2 separate regions of the Homo sapiens genome follow, and region 2 is linked to region 1. A link is an interaction called in ENCODE POLR2A ChIA-PET data of the cell type or tissue named here. Cell type or tissue: Panc1. All regions are shown on one strand. Each heading gives the region's core, and the rest is flanking DNA. Links, peaks and the distances in the headings are about the cores only.

Evidence for each region. ChIA-PET counts read pairs that join two places held together with the same protein. Peaks named below come from ENCODE experiments on the same cell type or tissue, not always from the same donor. Only the 100,000 strongest peaks of a DNase experiment are listed, where the experiment ranks them.
Region 2: POLR2A ChIA-PET joins it to region 1 with 16 read pairs; 9 of 35 experiments call an interaction of 5 or more read pairs at or near these places.

The regions. Positions count from the first base shown.
Region 1 is chr17:50,828,426-50,838,811 of GRCh38, forward strand. It overlaps WFIKKN2 (WAP, follistatin/kazal, immunoglobulin, kunitz and netrin domain containing 2), which reads left to right and starts at 7,161. Exons shown (of 2, transcript NM_175575.6): 1 at 7,161-7,722. The coding sequence starts at 7,513. RefSeq lists enhancers at 70-299, 1,930-2,801, 2,802-3,672, 3,832-4,352, 4,353-4,873 and a silencer at 420-529. In Panc1, for the core only: no CTCF peak of the experiment used is centred there; no DNase peak of the experiment used is centred there.
Region 2 is chr17:50,762,934-50,773,371 of GRCh38, forward strand. It overlaps ANKRD40CL (ANKRD40 C-terminal like), which reads right to left and starts at 4,585. Exons shown (of 4, transcript NM_001358683.3): 1 at 4,530-4,585; 2 at 3,941-4,078; 3 at 464-624. The coding sequence starts at 3,980. It overlaps MIR8059 (microRNA 8059), which reads left to right and starts at 5,717; the gene lies at 5,717-5,797. RefSeq lists a silencer at 2,705-2,754 and an enhancer at 3,055-3,144. In Panc1, for the core only: no CTCF peak of the experiment used is centred there; no DNase peak of the experiment used is centred there.

The sequences.
Region 1 (10,386 bases), core at 2,387-10,386:
ATTTGAAAGCCCCTGTCACAGAGGGGTTTTCTTCCCTAAGGATTACAGATTAGAGGTGGGCTCCGTTCAGCTCAGCGGGGGGCTCAGTACCTGCCTCCCAAAAGTTTGTCCCATGCCACCAGCACCTCTGGCCCTGTGGGGTGAATCAAAGCTCTCAGCAGCTGAGCTCAGTTCTCAACTGTTCTGACCACCCACATTCTACGGAGTGTCTTTACTTTGAGATCATCTTGACTCTCGGTTTCTGTTAAAGAGTAAAACAACAACAACCATAGCTTTTTTTTTTTAGATTTTTAAAGCACTGAGTCTGTCAACTCAGTGCTTAAAAAAGCACAGTTCTCAGAAAAGAGAACACACTCTGGAGAGGCAATTCATTGAGTATTTTTAGCAGGAACCTAAAAGGGGCAGCTCAGGGTAGTTGTGGCATTTAATTATGACCAGGAGAGGCCATTGGAGAATTTTAGGCAGGTGTGTTCATTTCCTGGGGCTGCTAAACAAATGACCAGGAACTTGGTGGCTTAAAACAGCACACATTTATTATCTGACAGTTCTGGAGGCTGGAGGTATGAAACCACAGTGTTGGCAGGGCCACGCTCCCTCCAGAGGCTTTAGGGGAGAGTCCTTTTCCTCTTCCAGTTTCTGGGGGCTCAGGTGTTCCTGGGCTTGTGGGTGCATCGCTCTAATCTCTGCTTCTATCTGCACAAGACTTTCCCGTCTTCTGTGTCTCGATTCTGTCTCTGCCTTTTATAAGGATACCCGTCATTGGATTTAGGGCCCTCCTCGGTAATCCAGCATGATCTCATCTCAAGATCCTTAATTTCATCTGCAAAGACCCTTTTCCCAAATCTCATCTGCAAAGACCCTTTTCCCAAGGTCACGGTCACTGTCTCTGTGGGTTAGAACATGGATATATTTGGCAGGGGTGGGGGGCTGGGGGGAGCACCACTCAACCCACTACATTGAACATTTAAACTTTACCCGTATTTTACAACCCAGTTGCGGCTTTTGTTTTGTTTTGCTTTGTCATTTAAAGTCAGGAAGGCCTCCTGAAAGAAGTTGTTTCTGAAATCGGTCAGGAAGCAGTGGGCTGGGAGAAGACAGAGCAGGCCAGGGGTGAGAGAGTGTTTAGGACAGAGGACAATGTCTGTGTGAGGTGGAAGGGGGAGTACTGTGAGGAGCTCTTAAAGGTCTGAAAGCGCGATATGGCAGCCTCCAGAGTTTGAGAGTGAAAGGGACAGATGGTAAGACCAGGGAAGTAAATGGAGGCAGAAGGTCACGGCAGTCCAGAACAATGCTTTGGCCTGCTCTTGAAGGCGTGGGGAAGCTGTCTTTAAGCCACAAGTCTTGGAATCATGATCAGTCAGAAAGAAACCTGTTTCTCATCCCTACTCCAGCTCACCCCCACACAGCCATTGGACATTTTGTTTTTATTTTTCATTTTTATTTTTGAGTCAGGGTCTCGCTCTGTCACCTAGGCTGGAGCATGATGGCGTGACCTCGGCTCACCATGACCTTCTCCTCCCGGGTTCAAGTGATTCTCATGCCTCAGCCTCCCAAGTAGCTGGGATTACAGGCACGCGCCACCACGCCCAGCTAATTTTTGTAATTTTAGTAGGGACGGGGTTTTACCATGTTGGCCAGGCTGGTCTCGAACTCCTGACCTCTGGTGACCTGCCCGCCTTGGCCTCCCAAAGTGCTGGGATTATAGGTGTGAGCCACTGCACCCAGCCTTCATTGGATATTTTGTATTGTTGGAATGAGTGTGAGGGGTGCAATTAGCTTTAGAGATGTTGTCCTTCTTTGCTCAGCAGCAGGCAGGGAAGCAGAGAGGCCCAAGAGTCTCACACCTTCTCATTTCCCTGTCATTCAAAGGGAGAAAGAAGGAAGGCAGGAGCTCCAGAGTGTGAAGAGTAGAGTAGCTGTGGAAACTTTTAGGGTGGGGGAGACCCGAGGGGGATAGAGGCCATGCCTCTGTTTGTGGTATTCCTACAGGCCTGGGAAGAGTGGAAACCCGCCCTCGCTGTGTCCCAGCAGAGCAGGGTGGTGGAGCTGGCCCCAGCCCCGCAGCCCCACAGCCTTGTGGCTTCTGCACTCTGGTGTTTGTCTTGGCTGAGAGCTCCACAGGGCTTTTTGAAGCTGATTCCATCAAGGCAAAGCTGGAGGAGTCAGGACATGGGATCACAGAAGAGGCAGCTGGAAGGGGCCTCAGATGGGGAAATAGAGGGGGTCCCACAGTGAGATGATGGCAAAGCAGGAAGAGAGCCCAGGGCTCCTGACTCCTTGCACAGTGCTCAAACCAAGACCATGTAGCTTCCCGAGTGGGTGAGGAGCCCGAGACAGGCTCCAAATCTTCTAGGAAGACATTTGAATGCCAAAGGAGCCCAGAATTGTGCTGTCCCAGAGGTGCCTCCTCTTCTGGGTTCCTGACACAGAGACTCCAGGACTCCAGATTCCAGGGGCTCACTGCACCTGTAGACCCCCCCGGGCCAGGCAAGGGTCTCCAAGGAGGCCTAGCTGGCCCGGGACACTGGGCCATGCCCCACCCCTGACAACCCCATAATTCTCAGATGTGGATTCAGGACTGCCCTTGCTTTACCTCTCTGCTCAGTGAGGACCCTCCCGTGTCCTGTTCCACACAGATGCAGATGGATCACGTGTCTCACAGCTGAAGGCCTCCCCCATCCGTCTCCACCATCTGCTGAGGCCCCATAATTATTCCAAGGCCCGGTGCAGCCTCACTCAGAGGGGAGAGTTCACGCGGTCCTGTAATGCAACCCAGGCCCGAGGCCGCGCGGGCAGGGGGTCCCAGCTGGGTAATGAGCCGCTGGCTTTATTGAATTCTCCGGCTTGAGTCTGACTAATCACTGCCTTTAGCCAAGGCAACCTGGGCTGCCATCTGAGCACCCTGGCTAGGACTTCCTTTCCTTCTCAGCACCCCAATTCCTGCCCCTCCTCCCCAAACATGTTTAAATGACCAAGATCAGAGCGGGAGGGGCTCCTGGGGGGCTGGTTTCCCCCCATCCATTTGGGAGAAAATGTGGCTGGCTCAGATCTGGGGCCCAAGCAGGGTAGACCAGAATGGGCCGCTGGGGTGTACTTTGCTGGGGCCACCCTGTGCCGCGCCTGCAAGACCTGCAGCTCCCACCCCCACCCCATCTCCTAAACCTGCTGACGTCCCTATCACCTCCCCTTTCCGGAGGCCTGGGCCCCGCGGAGGGAGGGCCTTGGCCGAGGAGACTGTGGTGTGGGCCAGGCCTTTCCAAGGAGAGGTGTAGGAAATGCCTTCCCTCCTTTGAGATTCTGCCCAGGCTTGGGCCCCACCCAATGTCATGGTCGTGCGAGAGCCAGCCCCAGGTCTCTCCCTCCTCTCTGTTCCCCAGCCCTGAGAGGACTCCCCACCAGCATTCACCATTCTTATCTCTGCATGCTGGCTTTCTAGACTAGACGGTACCCTCCCTGTGGACAAAGATTGTTGTTATTTTCTTTTTTTTTTTTTTTTGAGATGGAGTCTCGCTTTGCCACTCAGGCTGGAGTACAGTGGCGTGATCTTGGCTCACTGCAGCCTCCGCTTCCTGGGTTCAAGCAATTCTTCTGTCTCAGTCTCCCAAGTAGCAGGGACTACGGGCTCACGCCACCATGTGCAGCTATTTTTTTTTATTTTTATTTTTAGTAGAGATGGGGTTTCACCATGCTGGCCAAGCTGATCTCAAACTCCTGACCTCAGGTGATCTGCTCACCTTGGCCTCCCAAAGAGTTAGGATTACAGGCATGAGCCACCATGCCTGGCCAGTTATTGGTTCCGATGTGCCCAGAACTTGGCACACCGTAGGTGCTCTAAAAAACCTTTGTGGAGAGAAATAGAGGGAGCAGGTGCAGTGTGAGGTAGGAGTGTGGGTGTGGGGTGTGCATAAGCCACGTGGCACCCAAGATACTCTTGTGGCACCTCTGTACCTCCCCATCGCGGCTGCTGGGGGCTGGCTGACTTGGGAAATGGTATCAGCTGTGCTGTCCCGTCAAGACCCTAGCGGCTCAGGAGTTGTTAATGTCAGGGTGAACCTGAGGTCAAGGGTCACTGAGAGTGACCTGGTGACCTCCTCCCACGGCTCCTAGAGCAGATTTGAACCCACCCTGGCAGTGTGAAGAATCCATGGTTCTCCACCCTGTGACAATGGTGGGGGATGGAGGGGCCCTTCCAAGATGGGGCCAAGCCCAGCCCTCTCTGACCTCTCATTCTGAGTAGCAGGAGAGCTGTGCCTGGTGTCCTTGGGGAAAGGGGAAAAGGCAGATCACGCCCGAGGCCAGGCCTCTGCTCAGGAGACCCAGCCCAGCCTCTGCTCCCAGTGGCCTGAGTGGAGGAGGCCCGGTGGACAGTGGGCATGTGCCACTGAGCCGCTCCCGCTGGGCCCACCTTCAGTACCGTGGGTTTGGTGAGGGTAGGGCCCACACCACCCACAGGGAAGAGTGTGAGGGACACAGAGTCAGACACACAGACACACCAAGAGGAGAGAGAGAAGGAGGCAGATCCAGAGCCAGTTCCAAGGGCCTCTGGGAGGGAGGAGAAGACTTCAAAGCGCTCCCAAACAGCTTATAAACAAGCCAGTGGGCGGGGCAGCCAGCATGGGCTGGGGGTCGCTTTCTGGAGGGGCTGGAAGCTTGCACGGGGTGTGTGGAGGCCATAGGCCCGGGGTGGGCAGGAGGAGGGCCCAGCCTAACCTCTCTGTGACTCGGTTTCCTCTCCCGCGCTAGGGAGCTCCCTCCTGGGGCTGCCGTGGGGTCAGCAGCAACGTGCAGGTGAAAACACTGTGTGGGCTCCAGGCCGATCAGATGTTATTTATTATTCTGAGCTGTGTTTTGGTGGGAGACTTGGAAGGGCTGGAGGGAGAGTCAGAGTGCTTTGGGCTCCTCTCTTTCCCGATGCTGCTTTGAGAGTTCTCAGAGTAGAACGTCCAGGAATGGGGCCCGGGAAGGAGAAGTCCGTGGCTTGAGACAGGACCAGGTTGGGTGTGGGGGCTTTCTCCATCAGCCCCAGGAGTGGGGGTAGGATGGCCAAGCTTCCCCTGCCCTGCCGTGTGCCCCTCTCCTGCCCTCCTCAGCACCCCCCAACCTCTGCTCGGTGCCTCCCCTCCTCCGACCCCCTCTCATCTCTCCCACACCCTCTAATGGTCTCTTGGGACTGCCCAGAAATCGGCCTCCTCTCCTTGGATACTTGTCCTGGCCTAATGGGGCTGTGACAGTTTTTCTAAGTCCTGCTTATAAATGTGTCACTGTCCATGTCCCTTTGTGCTATCAAAGGAGGCTGCGCAAACCGCGTTTGTCCAAGGGCTGTGTGAAGGCCCCCGCGCGGAGCAGCTGGAACACGGGCTGATGAAATTACGGGGAATTCAAAGCAGCCGGCGTCGCCCGCTGTCTGGCTTCATTACGGGGACTGGCCTCGAAGGGAAGTTTATTCCAATAATTTAGAGGATTAGGATCTGACACCCTTCATTAGCGATTTGACATAAGCAGAAAAGACAGATCCTGCAGAATGGCCGCACAACGGGAAGGGACCAGCTCAGGCGGGGAGAAGGCAGCACCCGCCCGGCTGGGAAGGGGAAGGGTCTGGGTGTGGAAGCGAGGGTCCCGTGGCCGTTTTACAGTCCTGTGAGATGGCGAGCTGTGTTCTTGAAGGGGAAAGTGGACGTGGGGAAGGAGCGGCCTGGGCTCAGGCCTCAGTTTCCTTAGCTGTAAAGCGAGATTACCTTCAGGATCCCTTCCGTATCTGATGCGTGTGGGGGCCACTCCACCTACTGTCCCCGGGACACAGCAGCTCCTCAAGGCCCTTGTGGTTTGGCCTTGGAAAGGTACCTCTCTTTCGGGGCTCTATGTGCCTCCGCCCCCTACCCCCAGGATCGAGTGACCAACTCGAAAACACTCAGACTGCAGGCTGCTCTGTGGCATTTTAGATAGAAGCCATTTGCTGCCAAATGGGGGAGGAATCGCCCCCAGCCCCTGGCAGCTTCTGGCTCTCTTCCCGGCCCCTCCACAAATATAGCCCCTGATGTTTCAAAAATTTCTTGTCCAGTCTGTGAAAACCAGAGTTTGGGCTGTGCCTTGACAGCAGTTCTGGCAGATGGATGGGGGAGGGGTGATTTTAAAAGGCCCCTGCCCACACCCAGCAAGCTGGTGTCCCTGTTTCCTGTACCGTGGTGGGGTAGCTGTGCGACATGGGCAGGTTGCTTAGCCTCTCTGTGCGTCCTTTCCTCCGATCTGAAATGGAGGTGCAGTTTGTTGTGAGGATTAAATGAGATGATGCGTTCAGAGAAGCCACACGTGTGAAGAGCCCAGTGCATCTGGCAGCTGGTACCACCAGGACTGCTCACTCTGTGCGACCTTGGACAAGTCGCTCGCCCTCTTCGACCACAGACCTTCTCCTTTGGGAAGTGGGGGAGGCCAGACAAGGCTGGCAGTCAGAAGGAGCTCACTGAAGAGCAGCCACTGTGGTCGTCAGCGAGGGCAGCTGGACTCCGGCACAATCCTGAGACACTGTGACCGCGGAGGTTTTCTCGGTGTGTCGATGGAAGAGGGAGGAATGTGATCCGTCCCAGCCGCCGGCGGGGCCAGAGCATATCTGGTATGTGTCTCTGGAATGATTTGGGGAAAATTAACTGAAGTTGGAACTTAAGACGCAAACTGCCCTGGACACAGAGATACAGAGCTGTCCGTGCGCACACCCCCCACAAAGGGCCGGGGCCGGGGTGGGAGTCGGCTTACAGGGCACAGCGCGGCGCAGGCCCGCCCTGGAATGGCCGTGAACTTGTTGTTTTTCCACGTCATTTGCTCTCAAATGTACTATCAAGCCGGGCGATGCTAACCCGGTGGCTGCAGGTCCCTCCTCGTAACAAGCGATTGTGTGTTCTTTAGAGGTGGCCAAAGGGGAGGAGGGGGCCCGGCCCCAAGGAGGTGGGGGAAAGGGAAACAAGCCCTCCTTCAGAGTGAGCTTGCGTGTCCTGGAGCCAGCTCCCCGCAAAGCACATGCCATTTCTGGCCCTTGAAGGGGTTAAAGGCCTCCTGGAGTCAAAAACAAGCAGGTGTCCCACCGTGCCAGATACGCTGCCTAAACTGCTTCCAGCTTCTTTTTTTTTTTTTCCCCCCTTCTGCAATAAGTCTGTGATCAGCCACGGGACAGAGGCGCCAGCAGCCTGCCTGTGACAGGCATCAGGTTAGCTGGCTCCCACTCGGGTGGCGCGCCCAGGATATAAATCCGGGCGCGGGCCCCTGCTGTGGCTCCTCTCCCTGCACACTCAGGAGAGGGAGCTTCCTTCTAAAGACCTTTCTTTTATCTGAAGCCGCACAGCCCGGCAGGCTGTGCTGACTTGGTGGAGGCAGCAGCGGCAGAGCAGCCTGAGCAGCAGCCTGAGCAGGAAACCTGCTGGGGTGGGGAGGGCAGGTGTCTGCAGCCCCTGAGAAGAAGGCCCTGGTGGGCCCCAGACCCTGGCATCGTTTCAGGGGAGGTCTCTAGCCGCCCCAGCCTGCACCATGTGGGCCCCAAGGTGTCGCCGGTTCTGGTCTCGCTGGGAGCAGGTGGCAGCGCTGCTGCTGCTGCTGCTACTGCTCGGGGTGCCCCCGCGAAGCCTGGCGCTGCCGCCCATCCGCTATTCCCACGCCGGCATCTGCCCCAACGACATGAATCCCAACCTCTGGGTGGACGCACAGAGCACCTGCAGGCGGGAGTGTGAGACGGACCAGGTGAGTGGGGTCCAGAGACCAGAGATGGACCACGTGAGCCTGTGAGTGACGGGGGTGGGAGCCGTCGGGGAGGGACTGTGTGGGAGTGTGAGGAGGACAACGTGAGTGGGGTCCAGAAGCCACAGTGTGAGGCGGACCAGGTGAGTGGTGTCCGGAAGCAGGAGTGTGAGATGGACCAGGTGAGTGGGATCCAGAAGCCACAGTGTGAGGCAGACCAGGTGAATGGGGTCCAGAAGCCGCAATGTGAGATGGACCAGGTGAGTGGTATCTAGAAGTGGGAGTGTGAGGTTGACCAGGTGAGTGGGGTCCAGAAGCCGGTGTGTGAGGCGGACCAGGTGAGTGGGGTCCAGAAGCCACAGTGTGAGATGGACCAGGTGAGTGGGATCCAGAAGCTGGAGTGTGAGGCGGACCAGGTGAGTGGGATCTAGAAGTGGGAGTATGAGGTGGACCAGGTGAGTGGGGTCCAGAAGCCACAGTGTGAGATGGACCAGGTGAGTGGGATCCAGAAGCTGGAGTGTGAGGCGGACCAGGTGAGTGGGATCTAGAAGTGGGAGTATGAGGTGGACCAGGTGAGTGGGGTCCAGAAGCCACAGTGTGAGATGGACCAGGTGAGTGGGATCCAGAAGCTGGAGTGTGAGGCGGACCAGGTGAGTGGGGTCCAGAAGCCAGAGATGGACCATATGAGCCTGTGAGTGATGGGGGTGGGAGCCACAGGGTGGGGACCATGCAGGAGTGCCCTGCAGGTCCTAGGAAGGTGAAGGAACACAGGCCCCGTTCACCTGGAGAGAAACAGGGCACCATCCTGTCTATTAACACCGAAGCCTGGAAGGAGAGGTGGGAGCGATGTCCCAGTTCATCAGGGACTGGAGCCCGAGGATTCCTCCTTCATGCGTGCTGAGGGCTACTGTGGCCAGCACCGTGCCGGGCACGTCGTGTATGTTGGCATGACATGTCAGCATGGTGGGCATCAGCAGCCCATTCACAGGTGAGAGAGTGGACACAGAGCCAGGCACGGAGGGCACAGTTGTCATGGCCAGTGAGGGAACGATGAGCTTGGAACTCATGTCTAACAAGAAAGCTTTGATTGCATTGGACTCCAGGCCACCTCCTCAGGAGTTTGGACCCTGAGCCTGAGAGAAGACCAGGCTGACGGCAGGCCAAGCAGGAGCAGCTCTGAATGGATCTCTGGTGTCCCTGGGAGGAAGGAGACCACGTTTCAGCCTCCCAGCGTCCTTGGTCCTGCCTTCTGCTCTGTATCAGAGGGCACTGCTGCAGGGCAGGGCCAGTTCTCTTCTAGCTCCCGAGTCATTCCCGAGGGCCATTCCTGCCCACCCCCTCTGGGGCAACAGGCTGTGGGACCTACACCTGCTCCAGGCAGAGCTATTTCCTGCCCAGTCTGGCCAGCTCTGAGGGCAGCACGGAGTCTCCCAAGGCTCCAGATCCAGGCTGGGGCATCCCCAGGGAACACGAGAGACACTGGTTCCCCCATAGATGCCTGGTTACCCACAGGAGAGCAGAGGGCTGACCTGGAGAGGGTGGCCTCAACCTCACAGTGCCCAGGGACAATTCTTAGGCCTCCCAGGACAGATGCTCCCCTTGGGCAATGGTGGTGCCAAGTGAAAGGAAGATAAGAAGTCAGGAGGAGTGGTGGCTGCTCCCATCTGGCCAAGGTCATGCCATTAGTTGGCTACATTTGCAGGCACAGGCTGGCCTGATTAACCAGGTAGGGCTTGGGGATGGTGAGACTCTGGTGGATTTTGTGTGTCTTGGAGAGAAGGCACCTGTGGAAGGCTGGGTATCCAGACAGCCCTTGGGGACATTCTGGCCCCCTTACACAGAAGTGTTCTAAGGACCCCCTGTAGGTTCCCTGTGGCCAGAAGTACCTTCCCTCTGGTGCCCAAGGACCCAGGCTTTCATGGACCTCCAGGTCCTGAATGTCTTAGGGAATGGGATGAGGCTCAGGCCAAGGAGAAGGTTCTCCTGCTCCTACTCCCTCTCCTGCTCTCCATTCCCTGCGGGGTCTCTCTCCCTTAGACCCAGCTCTGAGAGCTGCCCATCCCTGTCCCAAAGCCTCCCCTGGTGTGGCCTAGAAGACTATGCCAAACAAGGGCTGCAAAACAAAGTCCCCATTCTGAGCCGAAACGGGTAGAACAGTAAACAAGTCAAGCAGGCAGGCTCCATGCAGCCAGGGTGGGGGGATATTTTCCCCCTCTTAGCTGATGTGGAATGTCAAAGAGGCTGAAATAAAAGTTGGAATGACAAGAGGCCAGCCCTAGTGGGGAGTAATTCACAGAGTTACTACCTGGTGGAGGATTAGGAGCGTTGCCTGCCTGCCAAGTGGGTACGATGTGTTATTGTCGAAAACACCACGTGAAATCCTTGTTTGTGTCAGCTCCAGGAGCATGTTGCTAATTTCGAGGAATTAAACTAATGCTTTACGTGGCTCCACAGAATATCAGAGGGGATTACAGCCTGGCAAGTCCTCGCTGACGGCCTTGCTGACCTTTGCCACACAAGGGGACTTTTTTTCTTGTTGCTTTTCCCGTGAAAGGTCCCACACGGAGCTGATACCTGGGCCTGGCACAGCCTGTGGCTCTGAGACCTGGCGTGTGGGGCCCGTCACGCCTGCCCTGACTGTTGGCTGTGGATCGATCTGGGCCCTCT
Region 2 (10,438 bases), core at 2,439-10,438, 65 kb before region 1:
GTCGCCAGGCTGGAGTGCAGTGGTGCTATCTCAGCTCACTGCAACCTCCTCCTCCTGGGTTCAAGCAATTCTCCTGCCTCAGCCTCCTGAGTAGCTGGGATTACAGGCACGCGCTGCCATGCCCAGCTAATTTTTGTATTTTTAGTAGAGACGGGTTTTCACCGTGTTGGCCAGGATAGTCTCGATCTCTTGACCTTGTGATCTGCCCACCTCGGCCTCCCAAAGTGCTGGGATTGTACTGGTGTGAGCCACCGTGATCGGACCATTTAGAGGTTTTTAAAAGGTTTATGGATTAGATGTGCAAATCTTAAAAGCGCCAGATTGAAAATGACCTAGCTACCATGTTTGGCCGTTTTGCAGCCAGGATTTCTGGTGTCATGAAATGCAGAAGTGTAAACGATTGGCTCCAGAGAACATGATGTCACCCACTGTGATTCTGCATTTAGAAACTCTTAACCCTTACCTTTCTGAGCAGTGTGTTTGGTAGCTTTCTGATCTTCTCCACTCGTTCTGGTTTAATCCCCAGTTCACAGCAACTCACGTTTAGTAGGTTTTGGTAACTCAGTTCTTGTCTCTTCAGTTCAATTTCAATGAAGTCATTTTCTTTGGGGTTCTGAATTCTGACTTTAAACACAAGCTCTAAATCACCCATAAATTCAAATACAGTTTGTAAAGGAAACAAAATACCTGTCAGAGATTTTCATATCTATTATTACAGCATAAATAATCCTAAAAACTGAATGTTAAGTAGACATGGAGCTTTCATGGGCACATACACACTTTGCATTAGCTGAGGGTTCTTTTCTTGGAGTGTTGGGCAAGCTCTGGGATGTATGCCCCCATTATATCCACTGAAGACAGAAAGCTTGCAGCTTTAAGCCAGCCAAGGATTTAAAATATGCAATGGATATTTAAACACATCACCCTTGGGCAATACATAGCAGGTGCTCATACCTTGTTGCTTATCTGGAAAGCTTCAGGGAAATGTATAGCCCTGGGGGCCCTGGTGTCCTTAAAGAAGCTATTGTGCAGAGGAGCAAATCGCTCTTGAGATTCCTACCCACCACCCCCACTCCTCCAGAAATAGGATAATTCTACCATCTTTCAGGACAGTGGCATTGTATTCCAACTTAACTGTCCTGAGAAGATACAGTATGAACTAAAAGTCCAAATGGAAAGCAGATGGTCAGTTTGGCTTTGCAACCTGGTCACATAGGGGCTGAGTCTTCACCTAGACAGGTGTCACTGGGTTTCTTGTTATCACTTGGGTCCGTTGTTGGCAAGTGTGGATTTGTGCCTTCTTGTTTATATTCACCTGGGAATCAGGAAAGAGTTGAGAAGGAGCAGTACCTGACCAGTTGGCTGTCTGCCAGACAAAGGACAAGGATGCCCCACTTCCACTTCCTGCCCTGCAGCTTATCCTCCCCTTCTCAAGGGAAAAGGCAAGTCAGGAAAAGGGCAGTAATGACTTTCAGTCTTGAAGAGTAATTTTCTTTAATCACCACCCAAATCATGAAAAGGAGCTGAGACAGTATTTTTAAATGGTGCGTAATCTGGGGAAGAAATATTTATAATCTCTGTGCTTAGCTCAAGTTTTTACTTAAATATTTTTGGCACAGAGTGCTTTATGTCTTCAGTTCTCTAGCAGAGATACAGTTAGGAGGGTGTCTTTATAAGGAGAAATTTTCTCACCCAGAGGGAAGGGAAAGGAGTGAATATTTAGAGTGCTTTGCATATGCCAGGCCTTTTGTGTATTTCTTTCTTTCTTACAATATCCACTGAACATGTTGAAAGCCTGCTTTGCACCAGGCACTGGGCTAAGCCCTGGGGAAATCATGTTCAAAAATCCCAAAGATGTCTCTGTGCTCCTGGAGTTTGCAGGCCAGCAGAAGAGACAGATATTAATAAATGGGAAATCACAGTTGTCGGGGCATGATGAATGTGAAATACACAGTACTTTGAAAGCATGTTAGGGGTCAAGGGAGGCCTCCATGAAGGTTGATTATTTGAGCTGACATCTGAAGGATGAATAGGCTTCACTAGATCCAGAGGGCAGAGGAGGTGAAGAGCTTTTCACAGGGCCCTGTGGAGAGTTCAGCATGGCTGCAGGGCAGAGAGCATGGGGGGACTGAGTGTCAGACAGGCTGGCAGGGGCCAGTTAGTCCAATTATGTAGCTTCTTGTCACATGAGATAAGATACACGATAAGGTAAAATATACCCTGGATTTTGGAGGCAATAAAAAATTTTCATACTTATATGTTGACATAATGATTTGCATATAGCGGGCAAAGTATATTATTAAAATTAGTTTCACCTGTTTTTACTTTTTAAAACATGGCTACTAGCAATTTTAAATTACATATGTGGCTTGCATTACATTTCTATTGGGCAGCATTAGTCTAGATGAAAGGTTTTGGTCTTTGTCCTAAAACACCACCAAGCCATTCTGGTTTTTAGCAGAGAGCTGTCATAATCAGACTTGCATTCTGGAAAAGAGAAAAGCCTCACTGTCCCCAAAAGAATCCTGTGGGGTATGCACATTATTATTTTCATTTTCAGACAGGAAAATTGAGGCTGAAAGGGGAAGTAGTTTGTTCAGGTTGGTAAATGGCCAGATATGGATGTGACCAGGGCCAACTACATAATTTGCAAAGCCGAGTGCAAAAGGAAAATGAAGAGGAAGCCAATTTCCCCTTCTCACAGCCGCTGCTCTAACCCAGGGCAAATGGGTGACGCCCAGGGTATTGCGACCTCCCCACTTGAACGCACCAACTAGCTGGATGGGGGTGGGTGAGAGTGTCCAGGGCTGCCTGCCACTCCTCAACTTCTGATCCTTGTTTTGCCTGGGCAAAGGTGACAGCGGAATGAGGGACTCTGGCAGAGGGTTACAGCAGTGGTGGGGCTGGTCTGGGTGTGGAGACCATATGTATGAGCTGAGGCTCCAACTCCCAACCCTGGCACATGCTCCATTGTCCCATCGGACACCACTTACAAAACAAGTTCAGGGCTAAAATTATGACACATTTCAAGTCAACAATCACAGAATGTTGAACCCCAAGCCCAGGGCCTTTCTGAATGCAAGGCCCTGGGCAGCTGCACTGATCACAGACTTATGAAGTCAGCCCTGTTTGTGCCACCCTGCCAGATGCCTCCAAGGAGATGAGACGCTCCTGCCCAACTCAGCCCCTTCCCAGGACAGGAATAATGTCCCCTCCCCTAGTGAGCGGGGATCTGCAGTCTTCTCTTTGCCTTTCAATTCTGGGCCCTGGAGGTGGCTCAGGGCTGTGGCTCCTTCTCAGGCAGCCCCTGTAGCAGCTGGGCCCCAGCCCACCTGCCAGTACCTGACCTGATATCGATACCTGATAGAGATACCAGAACCTGACCTGAAACGAGGCCTTCCTGCCTCACTGCTAACTCACCCAACACACAGCCCGAGAACTTTCCCTGCCCTGTCCACTACGTTTGAAAGCATTTTATTCTGTGGTCAATGTGTCAGCTCTGTGAACGGCCAGAGTCTCATAGAGGTCACAAAGCATGCCCTTTGCACTCAGGCAGATTTGGGTCTGAATTCCTCTGCCACTTAGTAGCTTTGACACCTTGGGCAAGTTACATAACCTCTCTGATCTGAAAATGAGGTTAACAATCCTACCTCACCAGATTGTAAGAAGTCAATGAGAAAGTACACAGAAGGTACAACTTCCTAGCAGTTGTGAGCACCAGTAATTGCTGGCTGCTATTATTATTTATTATAGCTATAGACACTTGCTTCCTTCTGAAAGGACCTTTGGTCTAGTTGCTCTGCTCTTCACTACCCCACTGGCAGAGTGGCGGAGGCCACAGGGCACTGCTGGCCACAGCATCACCTGTGTCCCAGCCTTCCCCAGCCCCCTGTCCCATCCTCCTTGAGGACCATGTTGGGAACAGGACTCCCAGACTCACCTGCTGGCTTCTCCCCGATGTCCTGTTCCGGTTCAGCCATGAGTCACCTCTAGTCCGTCAGATGTGCAGCCCCTCTCGCATTTATGCACAAGCTCCCAACCAAATAAAAAGCACTTTCTACAGCCTCAGCACATCTGTCTGCAAGGTAACAACAGTGTGTTCTTGCCAGCCCAGTGAGATAGAGCAGGGTCATTTTTATTTTATAGATAGGGAAAAGGAGGCTGCAGCGTGTGGCATGATTTGCACAGGGTGAGGCCAGTGAAGGAAGGTACTGAAGTAAGGCTCCAGACTCTCTTCTCAGGCTGTCCCCACTGGAAGACGGTGCAGGCCGGTAGTACTCACCCGAGGGAATGGTGCCCTTCGGAGGGGAGGCCAGAGAGGCACAGCAGGCACCCAGCCAGACCCGAGAAGGGGGCCAGGCCCTCTTTCTTGGAAAAGGTTGGTAGCTTCTACACCAGGGGTAAGAAAAACCAAACACTTTGTTTCTCGGTTTGAATGGACTCCTCCTCCCCATTTCACTGTCTTTACTCCCAGCCCCTTCCTCAGCAGCTGTGCATGACAAGAAAGAAGCAGAAAGACCCCTCCATACCTGGGAAAATGACCTTGGTGATGATCCTGGATCCCCTGATTCTAGACATCAAAATGGAGGAGGCAGAGGCTGGAGCAGGAGGTTCAGTGAAGAATGGGTGGGGAGGGTCAAAGTCCCCAGTGAGGCTGCTGCCTCAAAGGCAGGCTGAAGACAGGAGGAGGTGCACAGATAGGAACCCAGATGTTCGGGTAACGCTCACATTTCATTTAACCCTCCAATGACAAAAGACGGGCAAACAGACGGGGCATCAGGGTGGGCCTCAGCATCAAAAAACTGGAGGGAGCTGGCTGGGTGCGGTGGCTCACGCCTGTAATCCTAGCACTTTGGGAGGCTGAGGCGGGTGGATTGCCGGAGCTCAGGAGTTCGAGACCAGCCTGGGCAACTCGATGAAACCCCCATCTCTACTAAAATACAAAAAATTAGCTGGGTGTGGTGTCGTGCGCCTATAATCCCAGCTACTCAGGAGGCTGAGACAGGAGAATCGCTTGAACCTGGCAGGCAGATGTTGCAGTGAGCCGAGATCACACCATTGCACTCCAGTCTTGGTGACAGAGCAAGACTCCATCTCAAAAAATAAATAAATAAATAAATAAATAAACACTAAAAAAAAACCATAAACCAAACAACAACAACAAAAAACCAAAAAAAAAAAAAAAAAGCTGGAGGGAGCTATGGAGATCGCAGCCCCCCGGCTCTCAAACATGGTGTGCATTGAAGTCACCTGGGAAGCTTTAAAAACCGTGGATGCCCAGGTCCCACCCTATAAAGTCTGATTTAGTTGGTCTGGATGCAATCAGAGCCCCAGAACTTTTGAAAGGTTCCCAGCTGATTTCAATGTGCAGCCAAGACTGTGAACCACTGATTTGGCCAAACTGCTTAAAGGAGCAAACAGGGAAAACGAGGCCTTAGTAAGTGAAATGTTTACCACTAGTCACGTGGCCAGCCAGGCACAGGCCTGGCACTGGACCTGGGTCACCTGGCTGCCAGGCCGATGCTGTCTTCCCAGCATGCTGGTGTGTCTTTCTGCAAGAACAGGGGAAGGGCAGGGTGGGGCAATGGAGAGGCGGAAGTAGCAGGGATCCCCTGGCCTGGACTCCTGAGAAAATGCACTTTGGCCAGCCTGGCTGCCAGGGTGTGGTCCGCCATAAAAAAGGCATCCTGAACCTCCTCCCCTGAGTGGGTGTGGCTACAGGTGCAGGGGAACTGTAGATGAAAAGGCTTGGCACTTGAGGGAAAGCCTCAGTTCATTCTCATTTTGCTCACCTGTTCGGTCCATTCATTCACTCACTCCCCGTTCACTGATTCACTCATTCACTCACACGTTCACTCAACAACACTCATTTTTTTCTTATTTAGGGGAACACACGTTCTTCTTTTAATTCATTTTATTTTTTGAGAAGGAGTTTCGCTCTTGCCCAGGCTGGAGTGCAATGGTGGGATCTCAGCTCACTGCAACCTCCATCTCCCAGGTTCAAGCGATTCTCCTGCCTCAGCCTCCCTATAAATAGCTGGGATTACAGCTGTGTGCCACCATGCCCAGCTAATTTTTTTTTTTTTTTTTTTTTTTTAGTAGAGACGGGGTTTTGCTATGTTGGCCAGGCTGGTCTTGAACTCCTGACCACAGGTGATCCACCTGCCTCGGCCTCCCAAAGTGCTGGGATTACAGGCGTGAGCCACCGCGTCCGGCCTTTTAGTTAATTTTAATGTTTAAAATTAAAGTATTACATGTTCTAGTTAAAAAAAATCTACTGGTACTAAAAATCAGAGCCGATTAGGAAGGAAGAAGGCAAAGTGTGTTGGGGGGACAATCAACTGCCACACAGGCCTTGGCATATGACTTGTTCCATTCATTATGCTGGGCACTTAGTGGGCCCTTTTATCCATGTATTAGTTTTGCTTGTGTGTGAGCCTGTGAGAGGTAGCTTTTAATTCTGATATAGTTTCAAACTTACAGAAAGTTGTGCCTGGAGTAGTGGCTTATGCTAAGGTGGGAGGATGGCTTGAGCCCAGGAGTGCGAGACCAGCCTGGCCAACATGGTGAAACTCCATCTCTACAAAGAATAAAAAAAAGAAAGAGCTTTACTTCTCATCCATTCATTCATTTATTATCATTGTGAACTCATGGATTCTTATTTTATTCAGTGGGTCACAATCCATCACTATCATGATCTATTTTGATGCTTTAATCATCCCAACTTTGTCCAGCATTTTATCCTGGCAGCTGTTTCCCATATCCTTTGACATATCCCCATTATTTTGTGAGCACTTTCTTTTTTTTTATTTTATTTTTTAGACGGAGTCTTGCTCTGTTGCCGAGGCTGGAGTGCAGTGGTGTGATCTCAGCTCACTGCAACCTCCGCCTCCCAGGTTCAAGCAATTCTCCTGGCTCAGCCTCCCGAGTAGCTGGGAATACAGGCACACGCCACCAGGACTGGGTAATATTTTTTGGTATTTTTAGTAGAGAGGGAGTTTCACCACATTCGTCAGGCTGGTCTCAAAATCCTGACCTCAAGTGATCCGCCCTCCTTGGCCTCCTAAAGTGTTGGGATTACAGGCGTGAGCCACCGCACCCGGACTGTGAGCACTTTCTTATTTCATGGCACATCAAGATGTTCTGGGTTCCATTGTACTTTCCCTGCCCCAGCCCTGCGATCAGGCATTTCTCCAAGGAGCCAGGTTATTTTCCATGAGGCACAGGTGTGATCATTCCCATGGAGATGTCATTGCTTCTAGGCTCTTCCCGTGTGCAGAGCTAGGAGCACACATGCATATACGCACATAAACACATAAACACATGCATCTATTTCTGTATATAGATATATGTTTTAAAATCAATCTAATTTATTTAGTTTCCTCTTTTGTGTGTGTATATATTTAAGAGAACAACTTCATATTTCTAGTCCCATTCCAACACCAAAGGGTTCTCCCTTGCTGGCTTGCTTGCCTTCCTTTCTTCCTCCGCCTTTCTCTCTTTCTTTCTATTTTAAACAACAGAAATTTATTCTCTCACAGTTGTAGAGGCCAGAAACCCAAGATCAAGATGTTGGCAGCATTGATTCCTTCTGGAGGCTCTGAGGAAGAATCTGTTTCATGCCGCTCTCCTGTTCTGGTGGTTGCCAAAATCCTTGGTGTTTCTGGCCTAGCTGTCTTCAGTTCCATATTGTAACTCTCTTCTCCAAAGGGTAAAATCTGGCTCCTAACATCTTTGATACATTTACTCCTTTGCTCAGTCCAATTCACAGAAAGTTTCAGAATTGTTCATTTGAAATATATTTAGGTTCATTGTTTCTGTTTGTATAAGAGGATTCTTCCCAGTCCTTGTTGCTTTTATTTATTTATTTATTTATTTATTTAAGACAGAGTCTTACTCTGTTGCTCAGGCTGGAGTGCAGTGACGTGATCTCAGCTCACTACAACCTCCACGTCTCGGGCTCAAGCAACTCTCATGCTTCAGCCTCCTGAGTAGGCTGCACCACCATGCCTGGCTAATTTTTGTATTTTTTGTAGAGACAGGGTTTCGCCATGTTGGTCAGGCTGGTCTCAAACTCCTGGCCTCAAGCAATCTGCCTGCCTCGGTCTCCCAAAGTGCTGGGATTGCAGACATGAGCCACTGTGCCTGTCAATTTATTATTTCTTGAATATATTAATCATTAAATGGTTCTGTAGGTAGAGTCAAAACATTGATATTTTAAAAAGTGTCGTTTTACTTTTTTATCCCTTCCATTTCATTCCCATCTATCTATCCCCTGTAGGAAACTAATCTCATTCGTTTCTGACTTACCCTTCTTATGTTTCTTTTTGCAAAATTAAATAGATACGTTTTTGGCCGGGGCACGGTGGCTCACGCCTGTAATCCCAGCACTTTGGGAGGCCAAGGTGTGTAGATCATGAGGTCAGGAGTTCGAGACCAGCCTGGCCAAGATATTGAAACCCCATATGTACTAAAAATACAAAATTAGCCAGGCGAGGGGATGGGCACCTGTAATCCCAGCTACTTGGGAGGCTGAGGCAGGAGAATCACTTGAACCCAGGAAGCGGAGGTTGTGGTGAGCTGAGATCACGCCACTGCACTCTAGCCTGGGTGACAGAGCGAGACTCCATATCAAAAAAACCAAAAACCAAAAACTTTTTTTTTTTTGAGACGCAGTCTCGCGCTGTCGCCCAGGCTGGAGTGCAGTGGCACGATCTTGGCTCACTGCAAGCTCCGCCTCCCGGGTTCACACCATTCTCCTGCCTCAGCCTCCCGAGTAGCTGGGACTACAGGCACGTGCCACTATGCCCAGTTAATTTTTGTATTTTTAGTAGAGATGGGGTTTCACCATGTTGGCAGGCTGGTCTCGATCTCCTACCTTGTGATCCACCCACCTTGGCCTCCCAAAGTGCTGGGATTACAGGGGTGAGCCACCGTGCCCGGCCATAGCAGCCTGATTTTAACCCACCACCTAATACTGCTCCTCCCTGCACTGTTTTGTGATTTTGACAAAACAACCCATTAGCATCTCCTTCTGACAGGAGACCACCAACTGTGGAGTGGTTCTGGCCATTCTGCAGAGGATGTGCAGTGAAGGTCTTCCTGTCTTCTGCGTCACCTTTTGATATCAGAGGGCTAAAAACTCCATGCTCCAATCGTGCTAATGCCACCATTTTTTGAACATGGGTCCCGTGGAGAAGCAGGAAGCACAATTACACACGGGCCTATTTCTCCATTCATAAATATTCATGACTCCTCCAATAGCTTATTGAATATGTATATCTGGCCACCTCGTTCAGCGTAAATCCCTGTGTTATTCTTCCCATCCTTGAGGTGTTGGCTTCTGGCTATGCTTCTCAGCCTGTCCCACTTGCCACCCTGTAGGCTGCAACCCCGTGTGAGAAAGAAGGCTCTCCTTTCCAAATGTATGAACGCTGTCATTCTTCAGTCGACACAGTTGAGAAGGCAGCCTCACAGAGCCCGGCACACCTGTGCTGTGGAGAAGACAGCTGAGGGCTCTCAGCACCCCCAGAAGGCCTCGAGGCTCTGTGAAACCACTGGGCCTGAGGTTGCAGTGAAGGGTGAGACTGAAATCAACACACTTTTCCTGTTTCTGTGATAAACAATACAGGGACCAGAGAAAAATAGCTTGGCTGCTTGCTCCTAGGAGATAAGACTGCAAAGCAACTATTAGGTTGGTGCAAAAATAATTGTGGTTTTTGCCATTTAAAAGTAATGGCAGGCCAGGCGCGGTGGCTCACGCCCTGTAATCCTAGCACTTTGGGAGGCCAAGGTGGGCGGATCACTTGAGGTCAGGAGTTCAAAACCAGCCTGGCCAACATGGTGAAACCCTGTCTCTACTAAAAATACAAAAATTAGCGGGGCGTGGTGGTGTGCGCCTGTAGTCCCAGCTGCTTGGGAGGCTGACGCATGAGAATCGCTTGAACTCAGGAGGTGGAGGTTGCAGTGAGCTGAGATCATGCCACTGCACTCCAGCCTGGGCGACAGAGCGAGACTCTGTCTCTAAATAAATAAAAGTAATGGCAAAACCCACAATTACTTTTGCACCAACCTAATAAATAGTACTTGGCTCCTAGCTGACCCTTGTGTTTATTGAATCAATGAAGAAAATCTAGTTAGGCATGGTGGCTCATGCCTGAAATCCTGACAATTTGGGAGGCCTAGGAGGTAGGATCACTTGAGCCTATGAATTTAAGTCTAGCTTGGGCAATATAGTGAGACCCTGTCTCTACAAAAAAATTATTTTTTTTGAGACAGAGTCTTGCTCTATCTCACAGGCTGGAGTGCAGGGCGCAATCTCAGCTCACTGCAACCTCCGCCTCCCAGGTTCACGCCATTCTCCTGCCTCAGCCTCCCGAGTAGCTGGGACTACAGGCACCTGCCACCACGCCTGGCTAATTTTTTGTATGTTTAGTAG